3 separate regions of the Homo sapiens genome follow, and all the other regions are linked to region 1. Evidence: chromatin contacts called from ENCODE Hi-C or POLR2A ChIA-PET data. All regions are on one chromosome and are shown on one strand. Each heading gives the region's core, a stretch centred on a gene start or an enhancer-like site at or near the end of the contact. The rest is flanking DNA. Distances are from core to core; before and after follow the strand shown. Region 1 holds the start of ARIH1 (ariadne RBR E3 ubiquitin protein ligase 1). Region 2 overlaps LINC02255 (long intergenic non-protein coding RNA 2255). Region 3 holds the start of UBL7-DT (UBL7 divergent transcript).

Evidence for each region. Hi-C counts contacts between places; a loop is a spot of excess contacts on that map. ChIA-PET counts read pairs that join two places held with the same protein, here RNA polymerase II (POLR2A). Pooled maps may share reads with other maps.
Region 2: a loop to region 1 is called in a pooled map, with 4 times the contacts of the local background. The contact joins the enhancer-like site here to the promoter of ARIH1 in region 1. A Hi-C loop is called at or near these places in 1 of 37 single-sample maps with no recorded cell type and 2 of 50 pooled maps. POLR2A ChIA-PET finds 5 or more read pairs at or near these places in 1 of 52 experiments (Caco-2).
Region 3: a loop to region 1 is called in a pooled map, with 6 times the contacts of the local background. The contact joins the promoter of UBL7-DT here to the promoter of ARIH1 in region 1. A Hi-C loop is called at or near these places in 1 of 37 single-sample maps with no recorded cell type and 5 of 50 pooled maps. POLR2A ChIA-PET finds 5 or more read pairs at or near these places in 1 of 52 experiments (PC-9).

What each region holds. Positions count from the first base shown.
Region 1 is chr15:72,472,736-72,475,922 of GRCh38, forward strand. ARIH1 (ariadne RBR E3 ubiquitin protein ligase 1) reads left to right here and starts at 1,595. Exons shown (of 14, transcript NM_005744.5): 1 at 1,595-2,279. The coding sequence starts at 1,905. It overlaps TMEM202-AS1 (TMEM202 antisense RNA 1), which reads right to left and starts at 1,504. Exons shown (of 4, transcript NR_135678.1): 1 at 1,140-1,504. RefSeq lists enhancers at 959-1,058, 2,509-2,718 and silencers at 1,299-1,638, 1,490-1,686, 1,729-1,958.
Region 2 is chr15:74,383,635-74,386,928 of GRCh38, forward strand. The region is part of intron 2 of LINC02255 (long intergenic non-protein coding RNA 2255); the gene reads left to right. Among named protein-coding and RNA genes, the nearest start is that of LINC02255, 6.2 kb to the left of the region's middle. RefSeq lists enhancers at 95-394, 485-744, 670-1,869, 1,465-1,584, 2,397-2,937 and 2 more. Within about 2 kb of position 1,582, at least 14 of the 41 ENCODE cell types and tissues checked have a DNase peak (open chromatin) inside an H3K27ac peak, as active enhancers do.
Region 3 is chr15:74,459,732-74,462,832 of GRCh38, forward strand. UBL7-DT (UBL7 divergent transcript) reads left to right here and starts at 1,534. Exons shown (of 4, transcript NR_120377.1): 1 at 1,534-2,296. It overlaps UBL7 (ubiquitin like 7), which reads right to left and starts at 1,429. Exons shown (of 11, transcript NM_032907.5): 1 at 1,306-1,429. RefSeq lists enhancers at 1-514, 670-1,516, 971-1,060, 1,351-1,500, 2,448-2,948.

The DNA.
Region 1 (3,187 bases), core at 345-2,844:
CAGTGAGCTGAGATCACCACTGTACTCCAATCTGGGCAACAGAGCGAGACTCCGTCTCAAGAAAAAAACAAACAACAACAACAACAACAAAAACCTAGACTACCAGTATTGAGGTTAAATGCTTTACTTTGTAAATCCTGAGGTTAAGAAATATAATTATCGGTATTTTAAAACTTACAAAATGGACAAATTGGAAGAGGCTTTTTAACATTATAATGGAATTTTTCACTTTTCAAAATCAATTTCCAAAGGGAACCTATAGGTTGAACAGTAAGATTTATCAACAAATCAGGGGTTTTGATTTTAAAAGGTTTTCAATCTGGCCAATTCTTCAGATTATCTCAAGAGGGAGCCTTCTTATGCCTCTTCTTCCTTCATAACACTTCTCTGGCTCGCATGTCCTGTTTGCAAAGATTTAAGCCCACTCTTAGGCATAAAATGCTCTTAACTGACATGACCCCTGACTAACTTGCCTAATATTTTGCCATGTACCCTCCATGCACTTTAAGCTCCCCAAACTATTACTTACTTGACACCTTCTGCGCTTTTGCTTGTTCTCTGCGGCTAGACCATCTTCCCTACCTTCTCTGTTGAACTCCTAGCCATTCATCAACACTCAGCTCACATAGCACACTTTCAGATGAGATTCAAGCATTATCTCTCTGGCTACATTTGGCCCTTGTAGATATTTCTATTATTGCCTGTATTTTGTTGAAGCATTCATGTCTTTTATGTACTACATAGTACATAATATATCTACATTACAAAGCATTTTTATGATTCATGTTTTGGGGCATCCAGCGGTTAAAATAGGGCAAGGGTTATGTGGTCTTGGCCAGGTCCCTTTTCCTTTCTGAGCTTCAGGTTCCTCAGGTATAAAATGGGTACTATGGCTCCGTGAAGATGAGACAGAATATATGTAAAGCCCTTACACAGTGCTCAATTCATGAAAATCATCGCTGTTTACATTGTTTAGGGCCCTCAAGAGGCGCTCTTGTCAGCGGGGTGGAGGAAATGCCTCTTTAAAATGACGTCATTATAGGAGACTTAAAAACCACTGCACGTCTGTACAAGTGGACAGAATCACACAGCTACCTAAAGTGGGTTCACCTGTCATACAGTTTAGAGGTTCCACTTACAACAGGTTTCCATCAGTAGCCAAAGCAACAGAAATTTTAGCTTAACGGCTGAGGGCTTCCGGGATTACCGCAGGGCGGGCGGGAAGCGCCTTTCCGCTCCGGAGGGAAGGCCGCGTCCCCAAGGGACTGCCTAAGTGGGCTGGATCCCTATGGCCTGCGGCAGACACCACCACGTAGGCGGTCCAGGGGTCCCTCTCTCGGTGACTGGTGACCAGGAGGCCGCAATCTCTTCACATAAAAGGTCTACGGGTTTCCGCTCGGCCCTCACAGCGGCAGCGGATCGAACCAGGAAAGCAATTCCCGCTCGGCTCCCCTCGGGTCCCAGGCCCAGGAAGGCCGGGCCGTGGGGTCTCCCCGGGCTCCACGCAGGGGCGGTGGGGCGGGGCGCAGTGACGCAAAGAGGAGTGACGCGACGACGCAGCGCGACGCGGTGACGCACGCCCCTTTGTTGGCTCAGTAGCGATAGCAGCGGCCGTGGAGGTGGCGTTGGGGACTGTTTTCTCTCGGAGGCCGGAGCGGAGCCGCGTCTGACTGAGGCGGGCAGCAAGCGGCCCCCTCGCTCCCTCCCTCCCTCCTCCGCGCCCTCCCCGCCGCCACCAGCCGTCAAACGCCAACCGCCGCTCCTGGGGAGGAGCCGCGGCTCGCGGGGCCGGAGCCAGGCCTGCGTCCGGACATCAGCCGGAGCCGGAGCGAGAGCCGGGGCCTCGGCGTCCCCGCCCTCTCCCCGCCTCGGCCAGCGTCCGCCGGGCCCCCGCGCGTCGCGCCATGGACTCGGACGAGGGCTACAACTACGAGTTCGACGAGGACGAGGAGTGCAGTGAGGAGGACAGCGGCGCCGAGGAGGAGGAGGACGAAGACGACGACGAGCCGGACGATGATACCCTGGATCTGGGCGAGGTGGAGCTGGTGGAGCCCGGGCTGGGCGTCGGCGGGGAGCGGGACGGACTGCTGTGCGGGGAGACGGGCGGTGGCGGCGGCAGCGCTCTGGGGCCCGGCGGTGGCGGCGGCGGCGGCGGCGGCGGTGGTGGTGGCGGGCCGGGGCATGAGCAGGAGGAGGATTACCGCTACGAGGTGCTCACGGCCGAGCAGATTCTACAACACATGGTGGAATGTATCCGGGAGGTCAACGAGGTCATCCAGGTGAGGGTGGCCGCCGCGCCAGCTGGACCGGGCCCGACGGGGGAGCGGATTCAGGCGGCACGCGCGGTCCCGAGGGACAGGCCTGGGCCTGGTGCGCAGCCTAGCCCGGTGCCTCCCGGCCTTGTCTTCTCCGCTGCCTCTGCTGGGGATAGAGGGTGTCGAAAGCAGAGGTTCGCCGATTAGCCGGGTGTGGGGAGGTGCGCTGGGGGCGGTGCTTCCCAAGTCCTGCTATGGCGGAGGCCTTCGGTCGCCTAAGCCTTCTCTTGCGGGCAATTTCTGCCAGTCCCTGGGCCGGGTGTCCTTTCTCTGGCCGGGCGATCGCCTACTGGGGCGGGGCGGAGGAGGTGGGGTGGAGAAGAGGAGTCAGGAAGAATTGGGCCCTGACGGGACTTACCCCGGCCGTAGCCTCATTTGAGCACTTTTGGAAGGGATTAGAGTAGGCCTAAGAGCAGCTTGGTGTACAGTTGCCCCAAGTGGGCACCAGTTAATAAAGAAATGGATCTTGGCAGTCTCAAGTGCCTACTTAAAGGTGGGGGAAGGGAAGTATTTCTCGGAAGAGGTGCTGATGGGCCTTCTTTTCAGATGGTGAGGCTTCTGCTTACATCTTTTTTATGTCTTTGCTGTTTGGGACCTAATTGCTACTTTTTCTAGTCGTAGCAGATGACTTGCTTGAAGCTGTTGGAATAGTTACTGCATATTGCATACCCTTCCTTGTAGCTAAAACAACAACAAAACGCAGTGTTGTCTAATATTGGACAAGACTCTATTGTGAGTTAGAAAGCAGAGGTTTTCTGCTTGTGAACTCCTTTCTCTGATATTTTCTATTTTGTGGTAAGTTAGGCTTGGTGTAAGTTGATAACCACATCTCATTTAACCATGTGCGTCAGATTTTGCATTTTTGAGCTTTA
Region 2 (3,294 bases), core at 332-2,831, 1.9 Mb after region 1:
CAATGCCACCATACACCAAAGTTCACACACTGTCTACTGGAAAGCCCCTGTCAGGGCCAGTTGTCCTACAATTAACTCTTCAGTTCTCCCAGGCTGATGGTTCCACCACACAGAGAGCAGACAGGGTGGGCAGGGGCTTGGGGAGTCACAGCAGGCACCCAGGGACAGAGGGGCAAGGAAAATGGAGATGGGGGCACATTCAGGGGGTGGGGACAGCATCCTGGCAGGTCCCGGGCCTGCACCACCTGGAGGAGCCGGTGACTCACGGGGCTGACAGAAGAACTGAAACCAGACAGGAGAGTGCAGGAAGGAGGAAGAAACACCCACCAGGTAACCTGTGTCCTCAGACATGTGCACTTCCAGGCCAGAGTTTCTATGAATCAGTGTCTCTAGACACAACCACCTTGATCCCTTCCGTTGCCTCATGCTGACGTCTGAGTCTGGCCCGTGGCCATCTAAACCCCCGCACTCTGGTTCAACCACCATCAGGCCCACATAGCAGCTGCTTCAGATCAAAAATCTCCTCTTCAGGGGCTTTTTCACCAAGCTGATGGTAAAGGCAGGACTCCTGGGTCCCGGTGTCCACTGCAGCCACTCTGGCTTCCCCTTAGCCCCTCTGCACCCCCTGCTCACCACCTGGCCAGTGTTTCTGCTCTTCCTTCTGCCTAGCATTCCCCTACCACCCCTGCTTTGCCTAGCAGGTACCTACTCATCCTTCAGGTTTCAACCCATGTCACCTCCTCCAGTGAGCTTTCTCTGACCTCTCACCTAAGTCAAATCCCCCATTACATGTGCTCCTGGCACCATGCACCCCTCTCTGAGCCCTTTGTAGAGTTTAGTTGTGTGGTTAGTGATGAGTGCCTGCCTCCTGTACTACAGCTGAAGCTCCAGGAGGGCAGGGACCAGGGCCTGGTCTAGTTCACCCTCCATTGTCTCTGCAGCATGTGGCAGAGTCAGTGCTAGGCACATAGAAGGCCCTCAGTAAACGTGCTGTGAATGAGTGGGTTCCCCAGCCAGCTGGATGTCCCACGGTTTCCCCCACCCCACCCCATCTGGCTCTAGCTCCTCTCTGTGACCCTTTTCATCTGCAGTCCTTGGAGCCTCCTAATGGTTGGGCTCTGTGGTGGGGACCAGGCAACCTGCCCCTGGGGCCTCAAGATCAAGGCAAGACACAAGACTCAATACCCCTCCAACAGGTTACAGGGGCAGCCTCAGTGGCACCAATTGCTCTGACCCGTGACTCAGAGGAAGCCAGTCCTCCAGAGCCCACATCCAGTCCACATCCTCCTTGATGATTTTGCATCCAGCTGCTGTTCCAATCTCAGGGCCTATGGCCCTCAGGGACTATCCAGCCTCCACCTAGAAATCAGACGACCAGAAATGGTTAGGACCCAGCCCAAGGTCACACAGCATAGCTGTCACAGAGCCGCACCAAGAATCCAGGGCGCCAACTCTAGCATAGGGTTCTCCCCATGCTATAATAAATGTAGCTATTTTTAGGAAGTGAATTAGCAAGTCAAATATGAAGTCTACTAATAATACCACATTTCTGCTTTTCAGAGTCTTCATCACCTTATTTGCTCCTGCAACATCAGGGTGGGCTGGGCACTGAAGTAGGTGGTGAGCTCATCTGAAAGGTGTGGTCCAGAGAGAGGAAGTGACTGGTCCTGAAACGCAATAAGCCCAGCCTTCCTGCCCGCCCTGCTCAGTGGTACTCCCAGAGAGGGTGCAGTGCCCCAGAAGTCCCCTTCCCAGGGCCTGGCTGGCAGCCTCCCACCTGGGCAGGCTCCTCGGGGCACTCAGACCAGCCGCTGCCTCCCTCGCCTGTTGTCCTCTTGACCCTCCCACCCCATCCCCCAAGCTGAGGTCAGCCTCCTGCCTTTCCTGGCCCCTGGCAGACCTTGCTTCTGTGCTAGCTCCAGCCCAAACCTGCATTCTCACAGCCTGTGGGCCTCAGGTGGCCTCAAGGCCTGGCATCCAGTTGTATTTTTTCCCCTGCAAATTCCTTAGCACATGCCAGGGGTAGCTCTGAGCAGGAAGGCACGGGCAGCCAGCTTTGCAGCCTGAGCTCCCCTCAACTTGGGACCTCAGTTCCCCATCAAAAGGGACAACAGCCTCATCCCAAGAGGGGCTGGAGTTAGATCCAGCCCCTAGTCCTGCAGCCCCATCTCCTACCCCTTCCCCCTCCCCCACAGAAGCTCCTCAGACATCTGGCAGCACCAGACAGGGCTGGATGGACGGAAACATGAGGTCAGATCCTCAATTGCTTCCTGAGCCCTTCCCAGAGGAGCAGGGCGCTTCCCAACTGGGAAACAGCTGAGCTGCTCCATAAAGGAAACCGGAGAGGCGGGGAGGGATGGAGACCATTGCTGGCAGAGGAAGCGACAGCGCCCCTATTTCTCAGATGGGCAACTGAGCCACAAGCCATAGGCCAGCATGCTGTGGCCACCACAAGCCCCCACCTCTTGTGAAAGTCTCTACTGAGCCCAAGGGCCTAGCATGAGCCAAGGAGGGGGTTGGGCTATGGCTAAAAGGATATCTGGGCCAGCTCCCAGGAGCCTTGACTCCCAGGACAGGGACCTGTAGGGATGGGTCCTTCACTCAGACTCATGCTGGGGAATTCTGCAGTCAGGAAGGCTTCCCGGAGAAGGGTGCTGTGGGGGGCTCAAGGGCAACAAGGAGGGAGGAAGGCATTGAGATGGGCTCAGCAGGTGCAAAGGGCAGAGCAGAGGAGGCGCTCAGAGATCCCCCTCAGGTAACCGACCTGGCCTGTCTCGCCTCCCGGCACCGGCTGGCTTGCAGAGGAAGATCTGGGCTCATTGTCCATTGTAAGCTGGGTATGTCCCAGTAGCTCAGGCTCCTGGACCCTGCTGGGCCAGCAGGGAGGGGCGTTGTAGCAGGAGGGAGACAGGCCAGGCCATCCTGATGAGGAGAGAGGAGAAGGAGGGGCCTCCCCAGGGTGGCAGGCACAAGCCTGTCCAGGGAAACCCACAGCTGCACAGGGGGCAAGTGGGTGCCTCTCCCTCTATCCATTATCTGGCAGGATGAGATGGGCACTCTCCTTGCCTAGGCCCAGACCTGGTCCCCACAGCCGGGACCCTCCCACCCGGCATTGTCCTCCCTAGGGAGCCATGCTGGTTGTGGGACTGCGGCCATGCCTGGCAGGGGATGGTGCCGATGCTGACACAGCAAGAACCAGGCCAGCCGTGAACAAAGAAACATGGGAAGGGGCCACGTCTGCAGGAGTCGTTCCTGAGGTGGCGGCCAGCACCGTGGACTGTAGGCTGAGGAGGC
Region 3 (3,101 bases), core at 284-2,783, 2.0 Mb after region 1:
TAGGCGGGCGGATTGCCTAAGCTCAAGAGTTCAAGACCAGCCTGGCCAACATGGTGAAACCCGTCACTACTAAAAATACAAAAATTAGCTGGGCGTGGTAGTGCGCACCTGTAGTGCCACCTACTCGGAAGGCTGAGGTTGCAGTGAGCCAAGATCACGTCACTGCACTCCAGCCTGGGTGACAGAGAGAGACTCTGTCGCAAAAAAAAAAAAAAAAAAAAAAAAAAAAGCCAGACGCGGTGGCTCACACCTGTAATCCTGTCACTTTGGGAGGCCGCGGAGGACGGATCACTTAAGATCAGGTGTTTGAAACCAGCCTGGCCAACATGGTGAAACTACATCTCTACTATAATAGAAAAAATTTGCAGGGCGTGGTGGCAGGCGCTTGTAATCCCAGCTACTTGAGAGGCTGAGGCAGGAGAATTGCTTGAACCCGGGAGGTGGAGGTTGCAGTGAGCCGAGATAGCGCCACTGCACTCCAGCTTGGGCGACAGAGACTCCGTCCCTCCCTGCCCCACCCCGGCCCCCCAGAAAAAGACCTCTTCCAATACCTCTAAACCATCTATATAAATTAAGTCTAAACTTCATCGCCTGGCTTACAAAACTCCCTGCCAGCCTCATTCCCCAACAGAGCCCTACCCCTGCAAAGGACCTCCACAACATGTAAGTACACACTCATAACAAAGCTCTCCCCTATTTTACACCTCTGCTCATCTAACTCTGCATGTAATTTCTCTTCCCTTTTTGGCCTTTTAGCAAACTCCTACCGAAACCAACACAGATTCAATAACCTCAGTCCCCTCTCTTTCCTCTGTTGTTCCCACATCCCCTCAGAACAAAAGGGCTACAAATATCTGCTTGCCCCCTCCTCCACCCCAATTCTTGAATGCCCTTGAAAACAAAAGACTAAAGTTTTCTTCATCCTTGTCCCCATACCTGGCATACATGGAACCCCAGAAAATAAATCAGAAACTCTGACGGCGGAAGAATCTTGCAAAGCAAGATAAGTTCTTGTTATAGTCATCATTATTGCTTCCAAAGAGACCTCTGATAGAGAAGAGGAAAGAAAAGGCTGTGAAGCTGCCTAGCAGACCTTCAAGCATCCTCAAGGTATCTTCCACCTCAAGTTTATGCCAGAAGGAGGTCGTTTTATATACCATGTCTCACTTAATCCTCACAACGGTTCCCTAAGGCAGGCATTAGCCACATTTTAAAGATGAGGGAAGCAAGACTCAGTAAAATCACTGGCCCAAGGTCACAGATCGCTAGTAATGGGGCAGGAACACTATCCGGTGGCGACCTCACCGCTCCAGTGGGACCAGCTACTTGGCTGACACACATCGAGCCCGCGCTGCCCAGGGCCCCAGCGCCCTCACCCGTCCCGCGGAAGGAACCCGGCCGCACTGCCGCCGGTGTAAACACTCACTCTGGCCCTCTCGCCGGAAACCGGAAATTCCGCGCTGCATTCTGGGAGTTGCAGTTCCCGCTGTGGCCCCCCGCCCCCTTATAAACAGCCAGTCTACAAGAGGCGCTAGTTGCAAAGCTTCCGGTTCTGGGGGAAGGCGTGGCTTCCGCGCTCTTTGAAATGTCCGGCGCCGGAATGTCTGGGTGCTTTGGTTGGAGAGGGTCCCATTTCCAGTCATTCTTCAGCCTGGTGATTCCCGCGCTCCCCTGAGGAGCATATGAAGTACGTCGGTTCTGCCAGGTTGGAACGCGCTGCTGGACACTCGGCCGTAAGGCGGATCCCGGATCCCCTCCCACTCCGACCCTTCCCTCCAGAAGGGCCGGTTCCCAAACGGCCCCTTTAGACACATCCAAGCGGTTGCCGACGGCCCTCACGATGAAAACTGCTGTCCGTTGGTGAAGGCAGCCTCTTCTGTGCTCCTCGCCGCTGACTTCCTGAGGCGGACCTACCTGTGGAGGCATACCAGGAACCAGACGATGACCCCCTCCAAAAGTTGGGTCTTTGAGGAGAGCTACTAACTTGGGTTCCTGGTACACCCTCTACATGCAGTGGTGAAGCTTATCTAACAGTCATTCATAGAATCAGTTTGGGAAGGGGAATTTTCACTGAACTCTCATAGAGAAACTGTGTTTTAGATAACAGAAAGTTCTGCACGGTTAAAATGGAACAGAAATTTTTTTGCACAGAAATTAGGATTACCGAAAATACTGAAGAAAGACTACCTCTGATTGGACTCTTCTCAAGGAATTAATAATTCAAGAACTAAGGAAAGAAAAAAGTGATTATATGAAAATACTGAAGTTGATCGTAGCAGCTGAAGGCTGATCCTGTGTGGGTAAATGTAAACGCTGAATTCCCACATTCCAATGTGCGACCTGGGATTAAGGCAGCAATTGAGCAGGGTAATGTTACTGAGGAGAGCGAACAGATCGCAGGATCTCAGAAGGCCTAACATTAAAGGCAGATCACCCCTCTGTTCTCATAAGTTATATGGGGAGTTTTGAAATGGCTTTCACTGTCTTCAGGGAGTTTATCTTCAGGATAACTCCCATGTATGTTGTGGGCGCATTAGGAACCCATGGCTGTTCCCAAAGTCTCCCTTTCCCATCCTACCCATTTTTAGATATACCCCCTCTTTCAGTAATCCTTCCTAACTAGACTTCTTTAGACTCCTTCCTCTCCTGCCTACTAAGTTACTTGCACCTGAGCTCCATAATTTATCAAAATTATATATTGTGAATACTTTCCCAGTTCATGATTTTTTTTTTACTCTTAATGGTATTAGATAATTTAATTTCATTTTAAAACTTTTTTTTTTTTTTGAGACGGAGTCTTGCTCTGTCGCCCAGATTGGAGTGCAGTAGTGGCCGATCTCGGCTCACTGCACCCTCCGCCTCCCGGGTTCAAGAGATTCTCATGCCTCAGCCTCTTGAGGAGCTGGGGCTACAGGTACCTGCCACCACGCCCGGCTAATTTTTGTATTTTTAGTAGAGACGGGGTTTCACCACGTTGGCCAGGCTGCTCGAACTCCTGACCTCAGGTGATCCCAAAGTGCTGGGATTACAAGCGGTAGCCACCACGCCCGGCCTGAAATTTTGTTGTGATGGTTAGTGCCTTTTGTGTCCTATGTAAGAAA